2 separate regions of the Homo sapiens genome follow, and region 2 is linked to region 1. The links are chromatin contacts, found by Hi-C or POLR2A ChIA-PET in ENCODE. All regions are on one chromosome and are shown on one strand. Each heading gives the region's core, a stretch centred on a gene start or an enhancer-like site at or near the end of the contact. The rest is flanking DNA. Distances are from core to core; before and after follow the strand shown. Region 1 overlaps HECA (hdc homolog, cell cycle regulator). Region 2 overlaps HIVEP2 (HIVEP zinc finger 2).

What was found. A loop is a pair of places that touch in the nucleus more often than their neighbours do. ChIA-PET counts read pairs that join two places held with the same protein, here RNA polymerase II (POLR2A). Pooled maps may share reads with other maps.
Region 2: a pooled map shows a loop between it and region 1 (3-fold over the local background). The contact joins two enhancer-like sites. A Hi-C loop is called at or near these places in 3 of 50 pooled maps. POLR2A ChIA-PET finds 5 or more read pairs at or near these places in 2 of 52 experiments (T-cell and activated CD4-positive, alpha-beta T cell).

The regions. Positions count from the first base shown.
Region 1 is chr6:139,144,987-139,150,614 of GRCh38, forward strand. The region is part of intron 1 of HECA (hdc homolog, cell cycle regulator); the gene reads left to right. Among named protein-coding and RNA genes, the nearest start is that of HECA, 13 kb to the left of the region's middle. Within about 2 kb of position 2,770, at least 3 of the 41 ENCODE cell types and tissues checked have a DNase peak (open chromatin) inside an H3K27ac peak, as active enhancers do.
Region 2 is chr6:142,899,616-142,905,243 of GRCh38, forward strand. The region is part of intron 1 of HIVEP2 (HIVEP zinc finger 2); the gene reads right to left. Among named protein-coding and RNA genes, the nearest start is that of HIVEP2, 43 kb to the right of the region's middle. Within about 2 kb of position 3,221, at least 20 of the 41 ENCODE cell types and tissues checked have a DNase peak (open chromatin) inside an H3K27ac peak, as active enhancers do.

The DNA of each region.
Region 1 (5,628 bases), core at 1,520-4,019:
TTTTCTCTAGAGGCAGGGGCTTGTCCCTATGGTTTATTTTTCGTACCTAGGTAGAAAGTGTATATCTCTGTGCCAAGTTGTACTAATTATCTTGGTTTGTCATTTTATTTTTGTCAACATCTTACCAGTTTTTAAAACAATAAACTCTGGTGAGGGGAAATGCTATTTTGTACAGAGTGACTGTGTGTTTTAATTTTGTATATTTCAGAAAGCTTCCAGTTTTCAGTGGTTAGCGAAATAGCAACTTGCTTTATTTAATCAACAGGATGTTTTAGCTTAATTGTACTTGAGAGCTTTTTATAAACTAGCAAAAAGTCAGTAGCATTTCTAATACTTTAAAATGTTACAATTTTTCAGACAAATTACTTTTGCTAAATTGTACAGATGAGGATAATACTTGAAAAGTCTAAGAGTGAGAAACAAGAAAGATACTAAGAGGAAGCTTAAAGAAAAGTGAGGAAAAAGGAAGATGAAGTGTTCAATGTAGTCATATAATTGCTTAGATAGCATTTAATGAGAAAGTTAGCATTGTTCTCATATATACACGTAATATAGTGTATTTCATAGATTTAAATAGTCAAGGAGGAAAAACTTTCTCTACTCTCTTAGGCTTAGTGATTGAGGGTCTGCAAATTAAATTGACAAGAGACAGATTGCAAGATAAAAGACATTTAATCATAGAAGAATGTGAGCCAAAGGAATGGTTAGAAGTAGGGGCTTGTATGTTATTTTAATAGGGGAAGGGGAGGGGAGAAAAGGGAACTTATGGGAAAACAAAGGACTTTTTGGAAAGATAAGTGGGCGTTTAGGAGAATAGATGAAAGATGCGATAGTTTGGTGGTAATATCAGCTTGGTGTGGTGTGAAGACTTTTCATCTCTGGTGATGAGTCGCTCTTCCTTGGTTGCTCTTGGGGAGGGGATTTATGTTAATTGAATTCTTTTTGAGAGCCTCTGCTTTTAGGCCAGTAAGAGATTTCAGGAACTTAATCACTTTCAGCTCTTTAATTTTTATGCCACAGTGGCATATTCTGGACCCCCTCACAATATATTGCCACTCAAATCATATTACCTCCCCTCCCCTACCAAGAACAATTACAGATAGTCGGATAGGAAAAGATGGTCCAGGTGTCACAATTCACATTTCTTTTTATTTCATTTTATTGGAAATTCATTAAAAATAGAATGCCTTAAGATTTATTCCTTCATAACACGTGATCAAGAGGATGAATTCAGACAAAAGTTAGTAAGGTATCAAATTGCTCCGGTAAGTTAAGCAGCTACTTGCCACATTGAAAATGTATATTTTTCTCTAGGGGTAAGCATAGGTTTGATTATACTTTAGATCATGTCCCTTCAAGTTATAAAGTCATCTCAGTAGAGTCTTTGGACACTAATGTTGAAACTGAGTCACAGGCTTTGTTTTCGCTTTATAAATGAGCACTCCTGAGTGTGATGCTTATTTCAGTGTAATATTTAGTATAACACAACTTCTTATTAAGGTAACACACTAGTTGTTATGCCTAACACAGCTCAGTAGGCAGAAGTCGAAACAGAAATGTACAGAATCAAGTTCTGGCTATTTTTGATTGGCAGCGGGTACAATCTGTAATCTGAGAGCGGGAGCCTGAGATGGCTGGTGATAGGTGTCAGTGAACAGACACGGAGAGCCCAGAACAGTGCTGCCAGAAGCCATGAAGAGGGCCTGGCATTGAAAAATAAGTGCCTGCTGTGGTGGAGGCAGAAGTGTACATGCCTGAAAACATAGGGAAGCTCAAAGAATTCTTCCAAATGGCTTCCAGCTCCTTGGATCCGTTCTTACTGGGCAGTGCCTACATGTCACAGTGACTTTCTTTACCTCGGTAATGATACAGTTCCACTGTGTTAGGCATATAGTTTTAGTAGTGAAGGTGATGTGCTGTAGTGCAGAAGCAAATTAGGCAAGACTCCTGGGTGATTGGTGTGTTGGGTCTGTAGAACTTACGGAAAGGAGAAGCAGCCATTCCTAGTGACAGGAAAAGTGAAGTTGCCACAGCTCCCCTTTTTGAGTGTTTAGTAGGAGTCAGGTGTGACACCTGCAGTCTGCAGTCTACATTTGAGTATGAGGACACTAAGCTTCAGAGATGGCCTTCCCTTCTTGCAGAAAAGGCTTGGCTGTAGGGAAGTGTGCCTGACCCCCATGCTTTATAGTTGGAATCTTGTTGATGTTGGGTCCATCTTGACTCACACACATACGTACATAAATAATGAAAAACTGTATGCAGATTTTTAAAGGAGAGGACTGAAATTCAGTGTAAAAACACCAATATGGTTTTTATACTGAATAAGGACATTTACATTACTTTTAAAAGGTCTTATGGGTCGGGCGTAGTGGCTCATGCCTGTAATCCCAGCACTTTAGGAGGCTGAGGTGGGTGAAACACTTGAGTCCAGGAGTTCGAAACCAGCCTGGGCAACATGACAAAACCCCACCTCTGCAAAAATACAAAAATTAGCCGGATGTGGTGATGTGTGCCTGTAGTCCCAGCTACTCGGGAGGCTGAGGTGGGAGGATCGCTTGAGCCCAGGAGGAAAGGCTTGCAGTGAGCTGCATCTAGCCTGGGTGACAGAACGAGATGCTGTCTAAAAAAAGAAAAAAAATGCTTGTCATTCTGGTACTTGAACTGAAATTACATTTGTAAAACAAGAAAATACTTGACCCAAGGAAGCACTTTACTCACACATTGTACACGTATGTTGATCTGATCCTTCTATCACAGAAGGACTTCCTGGTCTTGGCTTGGGAGATTGTGAACATTTGAACTGGCACTTCCTGTTCTTAATGGACCAGAGTTCATAACTAGCATGTGATTATCTTTAGGGTAAAGTCCTAGCAGTAGGATCACTGGTTTGATACATATTGCCAAACTGCTCCTACAGACGAGGTTTGCCAGTTTACACCATCAGTGGTGGTGCAGTTCCTTCGCACTCTGTAATGTAAATTTCGATTACCATTTTCATCTTTGCCAATCAGATAGATGAAAAATCACATCTCATTGTCATAATATTTGCATTTTTTGGATCATCAGTGAATATCTTTTTATATTTATATTGATCATTTGTATTTTTTTCTTGTTTGTGATTTTTGTCCATTTTACTAATAGGGTATTTGTGTTCTTACTGATTTTCACAAAGTGTTTGCGTATTCAGGGTACTTTTTGACATACGCTTTCCCTAATTTATTGTTTGCCTTTCAGCCTTATTTATGGTTGTCTTTGCTGGTTAGAAATTTTACAGTTTTGTATGATTACATTAACATCCACATAGAAATAAAGGTAAAGGTAAGGGAGTGTGAGGAAAGTTGTGAAATTACTTGTAGGCAAAGCAGTTTGGGCATGGCATAAAGTTAGCAACTTTGAGTTCATTTGTATACCAGTGCACAGTAATGCTATTACATTTATGAGGTTGTGTTTACTTTTTAATTTGGAAGGCTCTGTTTCTCAGAATTGGTTGCAACCCGCCAGGTGTGGTGGCTTACGCCTGTAATCTCAGCACTTTGGGAGGCTGAGGCAGGCAGATCACTTGAGGTCAAGAGTTTGAGACCAACTTGGCCAACATGGTGAAACCCCATGTCACTACTAAAAATGCTAACATTAGCTGGGCATGGTGGCGCATGCCTCTTATCCCAGCTACTCGTGAGGCTGAGGCAGGAGAATCGCTTCAACCTGGGAGGCAGAGGTTGCAGTGAGCTGAGATCATGCCTCTAAACTCCAGCCTGGGCATTAGAGGGAGACTCTGTCTCCAAAAAAAAAAAATTGGTTGCAACTCCTGCTGCCCTCCCTTACCTCCTCTCCGAGTCTCTGGCCACTCACTGCTGTCGAGTCAATAGCTGAGCTCCAGTGCTCAATACCCGTCTCTTCTTGCACATTTCTAAAATCCCTTGTAGTTTTTTTCCAGCTATGTAGGACTTTGACACTTGTAGATAAAGACTCATTATTTACTTGTAATTGCCTCTTCTCAAGAACCAGGCTGCAAACTGAGGCCTCTTAAGGCTAAATTGCCCATAAGTTGCTTATGATAACAGACTTAAATGCTGAATCATAAGAAAGTTCTCATTTTTCTCCTTCTGGCACTTGAACTGAAATTACATGTGTATATTAATAAAATGAGAACATAGCACTCGATTGAACCAAGAGTTTATTCACACACCATGCATCATGCTGATCCAGGGAGCCTTTGTGCCTTCTCAGATGTCTGTGATTTGGAAGAGGTTTCCAAACTCATTTCTGTTCTAAACAGTGTGAGATTTGGGAGACACAGGTTATAGGTGATCTGGCTCTGCCATTTTGCAAGGCTGCCAAACCTTGCCAAGCCCAAGTTTTATCTGCAGAAAGTGAGCATGACATGATACTGTTTGTGACGAGCTCTTTTTCAAACCATAGAGCTGTTTGGAAAAGCAAATCGTTGTGCCATGATTTGGGGTTTTTAGTTTTTTCTAGGTGAGTTTTTGGTTCTCTGTTTGTAATGTGGTGCAGTGTGGCTGCTTCCCAACCAGTGATGAATGCACACACTGATTTGTTGGAAGAACCAGTGCAGATGTTGGCTTTCCCCCAGGGAGTTTGCAGTGAATGCCGGTCTTCCAAATCTGTATTCTGCTGCTTTGGGGGGAGCCTTTCGTTTCTCTGCAAGTTTGGATCTGGGAGCTCTTGCTGTGCAAATTTTGCCCAGAGAATCTGTAGTATTCATTCTCCTGCCGGTCTCAGGGCAAGCCCAGTTTTTTGAATGAGACCTTCTGGAGCTACTGCAAACAGCCTTTCTGACCCCACAGTGAGGAGAAACTGAGGCAACCGAAGCCTTGAGGAGGGTTCTTTCACCAGTGTGAGCATAGCTGACTTTGGGATTCTTTTGTTGTGATCTGTGGATCAATCCTGTCCCTGAGCTCTCCTGATTTTGTTATAACAGCAGAGTCCACTTAGATTTTAACCATTTGATCAGCAGAGCCTTGTTTTTGGCCTGTTGTGCTGCATGATTTACAGTGTGCATCTGGATTTGTAATTATGCCTCACATAGTTTATATTTTGATTCACTTCAGGCTTTTCTGCTTTCTCCTCTTTACCTGCCTCTAGGGCCATATGGAGTGGAAGTTTGCATGTTGTTGTAAAAGCATTTTGAAATGTTCATCAGACTTTCATGGTTTCCTTACTTCCCTTTTAGGTTTTGCATTTTAAATTAGGTTATAGAATTGTGAATTTACCAAACTATATTGTGGATTTTATTCAAACAGTTTCTGTGGGTATGAAATACTGGTCATGTGTATGTATCAATATTTTATATGGAATCATTATATTTCTTGGGGTTAGGCTGACAAAAAACAATCTGTTAGCTTCATTCATGAGAGGTATTCAGATTTGAAATTTTTGACTTTGGAATAAATCAGTTTTCCTCAACTTATATTTTAATGTTCTGTGATATATGTGATCTAAAGATGACTTTGGGGGTGAGAGTGGGGCTAAAAAAAAAAAAAGAAATAGATGATAAAAAAGATGACTTTGAGTAATTTTTAAATAATTAATTTTAAATATTTTTTTCTTGATCAATTTTGGACATATGAGTTAGAATTCATTTAGAATATATATATATATGTTGAATAT
Region 2 (5,628 bases), core at 1,971-4,470, 3.8 Mb after region 1:
TGAACCAGGCAGAAACAATGAGGCAAGAATAGATCATTTATCTTTGTAAACTCTACGAGAGTGCAGCTCAAAGTGTAAGGCTGAAAACAACATTTAGCTGTTGTGTAAGTGTCTGCAGGAACATAGCATCCTCCTCTCCCAGGCCTCTCATCAATAATCTTCTCCTACCACCACCGCAGCCATCTCTGATCCTGGGCAGGGGTTAAGTACAGAGGTGAAAGGAAAAGGGTGAAGATCTGTATTTAATAGCCTATTTCCTGGATCCCTAGTCTCTGAACCTAGTGGAGAGAATCACTGATACTCAACCTCAAGTTTTTGGTGAAATAAAAATGGTCTAAACCTTAATAGAGATGATTCTTAGTGGAGAGAAATCTATTAAGGTCTAAACCTTAATAAACCTTAATATAAGGTCTAAACCTTAATATAATGTTAACAATAAATCTTAATAAAAGGTCTAAACCTTAATAGAGATGATTCTCAGGATAGAGCAGAATATTCCATGTATCTCCTGGATTGGCTAAAGTGGAACAGAGCAAAAATAAACGTTTTTCAGATTGTGCTCTCATTTCTAAGATGCAGGACAGGAACGTGGGCAAATCAATAGTCAAGTGGTGATGCTGTCACTTTTGAATGAAGAAACTAAACAAAGGACTGGGGAAATTGACAAAGATGAGTATGGCTGCAAAGCACAGTGAGAGAAGAAACTTGACGTCTGAGAGTTGAGTGAGGGGCTGAGAAACTGTAGGCAGGAATACCCACTTCACCAATCACTCCACGCCACCTCACCACCCTGGGCCACACGGTATTTAAGTACAAGGCAGGACATCAGATGACCTACCGAAAGTACTCCTTGCACAGAGAAGAAAGCTGACTACGGCTCTTGCCAGCGCCTACTCTACATGAAGGCTGCAATTAAACAGCTCTCCCTGGAATAAGACTGTGGAAAGAAGCAGCCAAGTGCCCCCCTGAGACACACAGAAAAGCAATAACTATGTTGACATTCCAAGAAGAGAGAGGGAGAAGAGCATTTTTCTTGCAGTCTCATTCTTTAATTGCCTCTTCTGGCTTCCTTTCTGGAGAGAGAAGGGAGGTGGGTGATGGCGGCTGGATCATGTAAAAGACCAGAGTGCAGCTGATGTGAACTTCTATCAGGCCTCCTTGCACAAAGACCTTATTATAATACACACATAAAAATGCGTGGGCAAGTCTTGGAGGGTTGAGGTTTTTCCCCCCAAACTCACTCCCAGCCCCGTGCTTTGAATGCAGTTGTGTATACACACCCTCTGACAGAATAGGTTCTTCGTGTTGCCATGGAGCTGAAACCTCTGTAGTTTAGATGGAAGGATCACAGTGCTTTTATACTTCTAACAGCAGAGGTAAGAATCACTGCATAATATTAACTCCACTTTTATTTCAGATTTTCCGTTGCTCATCTTCGTATTCTGCGTGAACTCTATTTATATTTTTTTACTCCTTATAAAATTACCTCATAGAAGCTGCTAGCAAACTGATTCTTTTCTTTGTAAATCAATATGTCAAAACTTGAGTGCATACATGATGTGTGAGTTTTCCCCACTCCTGCCCTTTTTAACAGAGAAAATTTGTGACCTTATCACATCTAGGGGAGTTTATGAGAAATGCAAAGTACAAATCAATTCATAGCTAATAAATATGCTGTGAAACACATAAAACGTCGCATAACCAGTAAGTATTTTCTCTGATATGATAAACCTAAAGATTATTTATATTCTGATTACTATTTTTCAAATAGGTTTCAAGAATCAAAATCATATCTAGAACGCTTTTGCAAACATAGATATGCTTCTGCAAGTTCCTCTCAGATCTTGTTTCAAAACTTAGCTACTACCCTATTGTTTGGAAATCAAATAAAATAATCAAATGAAAGAAAAACAAAGTAATTTCCTAGCACAACCTCAATGTCTATGCTGCCCCTCCTTTTCAGATTTTGTACCTCCTAAGAAATCAGTGATTTGACTTCTGCAAAATCAAATGCAAAGGAGTTAAATAAAACAATTTTGATTTCCTACCTGGAAATATGCTTTTGGTCCTATCACACATTCTCATAATCTTGAGCCTCAATGTCTCAGGTAAATTCGCCAATCTGCCGACAAGAAGTTTTGTATTATGACTTCTCCTCCCACAGTGCATGCATTACAACTTGACTACGAAAATGACCTTCGTCTTAACCAGAACAGCAAAACTGAATCTATCGGTTTGAAAAAATGAGAGTGCAAACATGCGGAGGAGGAAGAGGCAAAACAGGTGGATAAAATGTTGCACTAAGCTACACACAATATTAGTGCTAGAGTGCTCTGCAAAATGAAATCTTAAGAATTAGAAAATAGTTTATGAGGAATAAAATAGTGATGGCACTAGATGATAACCCAAATAATAAAATAAATATCCATGAGTCCACACCAAAGTCAATCAATCAATCAATAAAATATGTAGATATTTCCTCCCTTCAAAGATAAAGCTTAATTCTTCTCCCCTTAGGTGTGGGCTGACTTCCAAAGAATAGAATACAGAGAGAGAAAAAGCAGTAACTTTACAATGGAAAAACCTGGCAGAGTCTACCATAACCAAGTGATCAAAGTTAATATTACCAGTGATAAGGCATGTTGATGTGACACAATTCCTAACATAATGTGATGAGATGGGAACCTCGCCTGGTGGTATTCTGCCCCCAAAACCCATAAGCCCAGACTACAAAATTCCTGGCCCATACTCTTCCAAAATGTCAATTCCATCTGAAACAAGTAGACTGTGCCATGGTACTATCATATTGTATCTTGTGTCATATTAAATATTTTTAAAGTGAGTAGCTAATTAATACCAAATAAACTTCTCAGGCAAACCAAACCATTCTTTAAAACAGTTAACAACCACTCAAATAGAATAGCCTTTTTAAGATAGTAATATTGTTTAGATAGGAATTTTTCTTCTTCTCTTTTGATGCTTTCAGAACACCTCAGTATGACATCTTCAAATGGTGTACACTTCAGTTTTTTCTTTGCTAAAGACAGTGTGTATATTTCCACTATGACTAGCAACAATGGTGCTTGTATTGATTGTTCTGGCAGCTATTTAAATAGGCTTGTTCTCTCCCTATCTCAATGGCCTCACAATGCTGATACTACAATGCTCAGGAACTTCTGAGCACCCTAGCCAGATGCCCCTTACTGCTTGTGGACAGGCATTCCCCAGCCTCTTGGCTGGGTGACAGCAACCACAGCAGCCCACAAGACGGGTGGAGAACCAATGAGTAAAATGATAAACATTTGTGATGAAACAGGATGTTGGAGACAGGGGGGTGAGGAGACAAAATATCTCAACGCTGAACTACTAACGCTACTTTGGAACTCCTAACAGTGTTCCCTTGTTGTAAAACTAGGAGCAGTAAACCGATATTTTTCTCTGGTGTTTTCTCCTTTATTATAATTAATTTCAGAATTACTGCTAAACAACACACCATTACCCAGGCACAGAACTTAAGACTGAGCTAACTGAACCACAAGCACTATACCCCCATAAATATTGTAAATGTTCATTGGAGACACTTAAACAATTATGTGAAAATAAAATGTTTTCTGGACACAGAACACAACATTTTCAATAGTTCAGCCCTTGCTGTTGATTGAATGTACACTTTAAACCACCATTTCCCTTCTTATCTATGCCAGTTAGTAAGCATAAATTTAAGAAACTCTGAAATAAACATAGTACTTCACTTATACAGTGTCCTGGACTTGGACTTCACTTTGATGGACTCTCAGTATGTAAGTAAATATCTCTTAAGTTGAAATTCTATTGAAACTATTCCCTGATTTCTGTACTTGGAGTACAATCATTTTGTTTTAATTGCTATGTATTGAAGAATCCACAAAATATTAATGTTATAACTATGTTATAATACTAATGCATTATGCATTCCTGCTCGACCCCATAAATTAATGTACCAGTACCATATATGCATATATACCAGTACAAAATTGCAGAAAAAAAATGACTCCGGTGGTTCCCATTAATTCACACACTAATTCTGATATCAAGGTTAACAAAACAAAACAAAAAGGTGAAATCACCACTATGGTGGTGCTCTCTTGGACTCCTTTTTAAAGAGTGTTATCAACAAGGATGTCTTCTTAGAGTCTACGATACTCATTTCTCTCATCCATTTCATTCTTGCTTTATTGCTAATGATTGCACCAAAACAAAGCAAATGATTGCACCAAAGCAAAAAAAAAAAAATTCCATCTTAGTAGCAATTTGATACTTTAAATAAATCTCTGAAAACCTTTTCCACCAGAAGTGTCCTAACAGTGACAGATCATTTTGCACTATATACACAGAGATGGAACACAGCTATGCACTGAGGAATATGGAGGGGGCAGGAAGTGACTGAGATGCAGCAAGCTCACTTACCTCAGACTAAACACAAAACTTCATAGCAATATTAAACCCAAATTTCCAGTCATTTTTAGACTTAAAAACCCAATTCAGCCTGTCTGAATTTCAACTCGTATTTGGCAAGTACCTCCAAATGAAAAAGTGGGAAATTACAAAGATGAATTTGAGGACACACATTCTACTTTTGTTCCCCACTTGTCACACTTATCCTCCCCAAATATTATTTACCCATCTGTTTTATACATTTACCTTTAAAAATCATTTCCGGAAAAATTAGTAATTAACATTTTGAAAACAATGCTAGAGTAAAAAGGTTACAGTGTCACATATACTTTCCTTTAACAATGTAAATTACATAGTTCCTTGTAAAGCTGTTGTTCATGTTGAACAACAGGACCTCAAACTTGAAAAGGCAAAATTAAGCCTATGAGAAAACACAGTAGGTGCAGTATCAGAGGTGAATGTGACATTTCATTCCAAGCACTATTGCACACACACAACTGATAAATTTCCTACCAGTACACTCAAGTCTAAATCATAATTCAATATGGATATTAGTCCATACTCTTTCTGAATGAAAATAAGGCAACCCAATGAAACTGATGACATGATCAAAAAAAGATAAACAGCCCTTTTTACCCTTTAAAAGAACAAAGGAACATAAGAATATTTCTATTAATACTGATATTTTAAAGCATAACACCATAACCTATATTACTCAGCAAGATCAGTTTATTATCCATTTGTTTTCATTTATCCCGAAGATCATTCTTAGTCTTTCTACTTGTATCAGTTCAATTTGTTATCCTCACACTATTATTATCAGTTAAGTAACCCTGGGTAAACTGTGGTTTTCATATCTATTGACCTGGGATAACACAGGCTGATATGTCATTAGCATAAGCTTGTCCTAACAAGTATGACTCCTCTCCTTTTAAGATTTGTTAAAACCGACTTAATTATATTTTCTTAACTATCTTGATGATTTGGGTTGCCCACTTACTTTATAATATTTTGGATATTACAATTTATCTTTTTAAACTAAGGGAAAACAACCTTTCATTCACTTTTTAAATCCTTCCTCCATTGTATGAAATATTGGAAGACATATTGAATTCCCATCTCTAAATAAGAGTTAAGAAAGATACTGCTCAACCATCTACCAATAAACTATTACCAGATAACTTAGGTTATTTT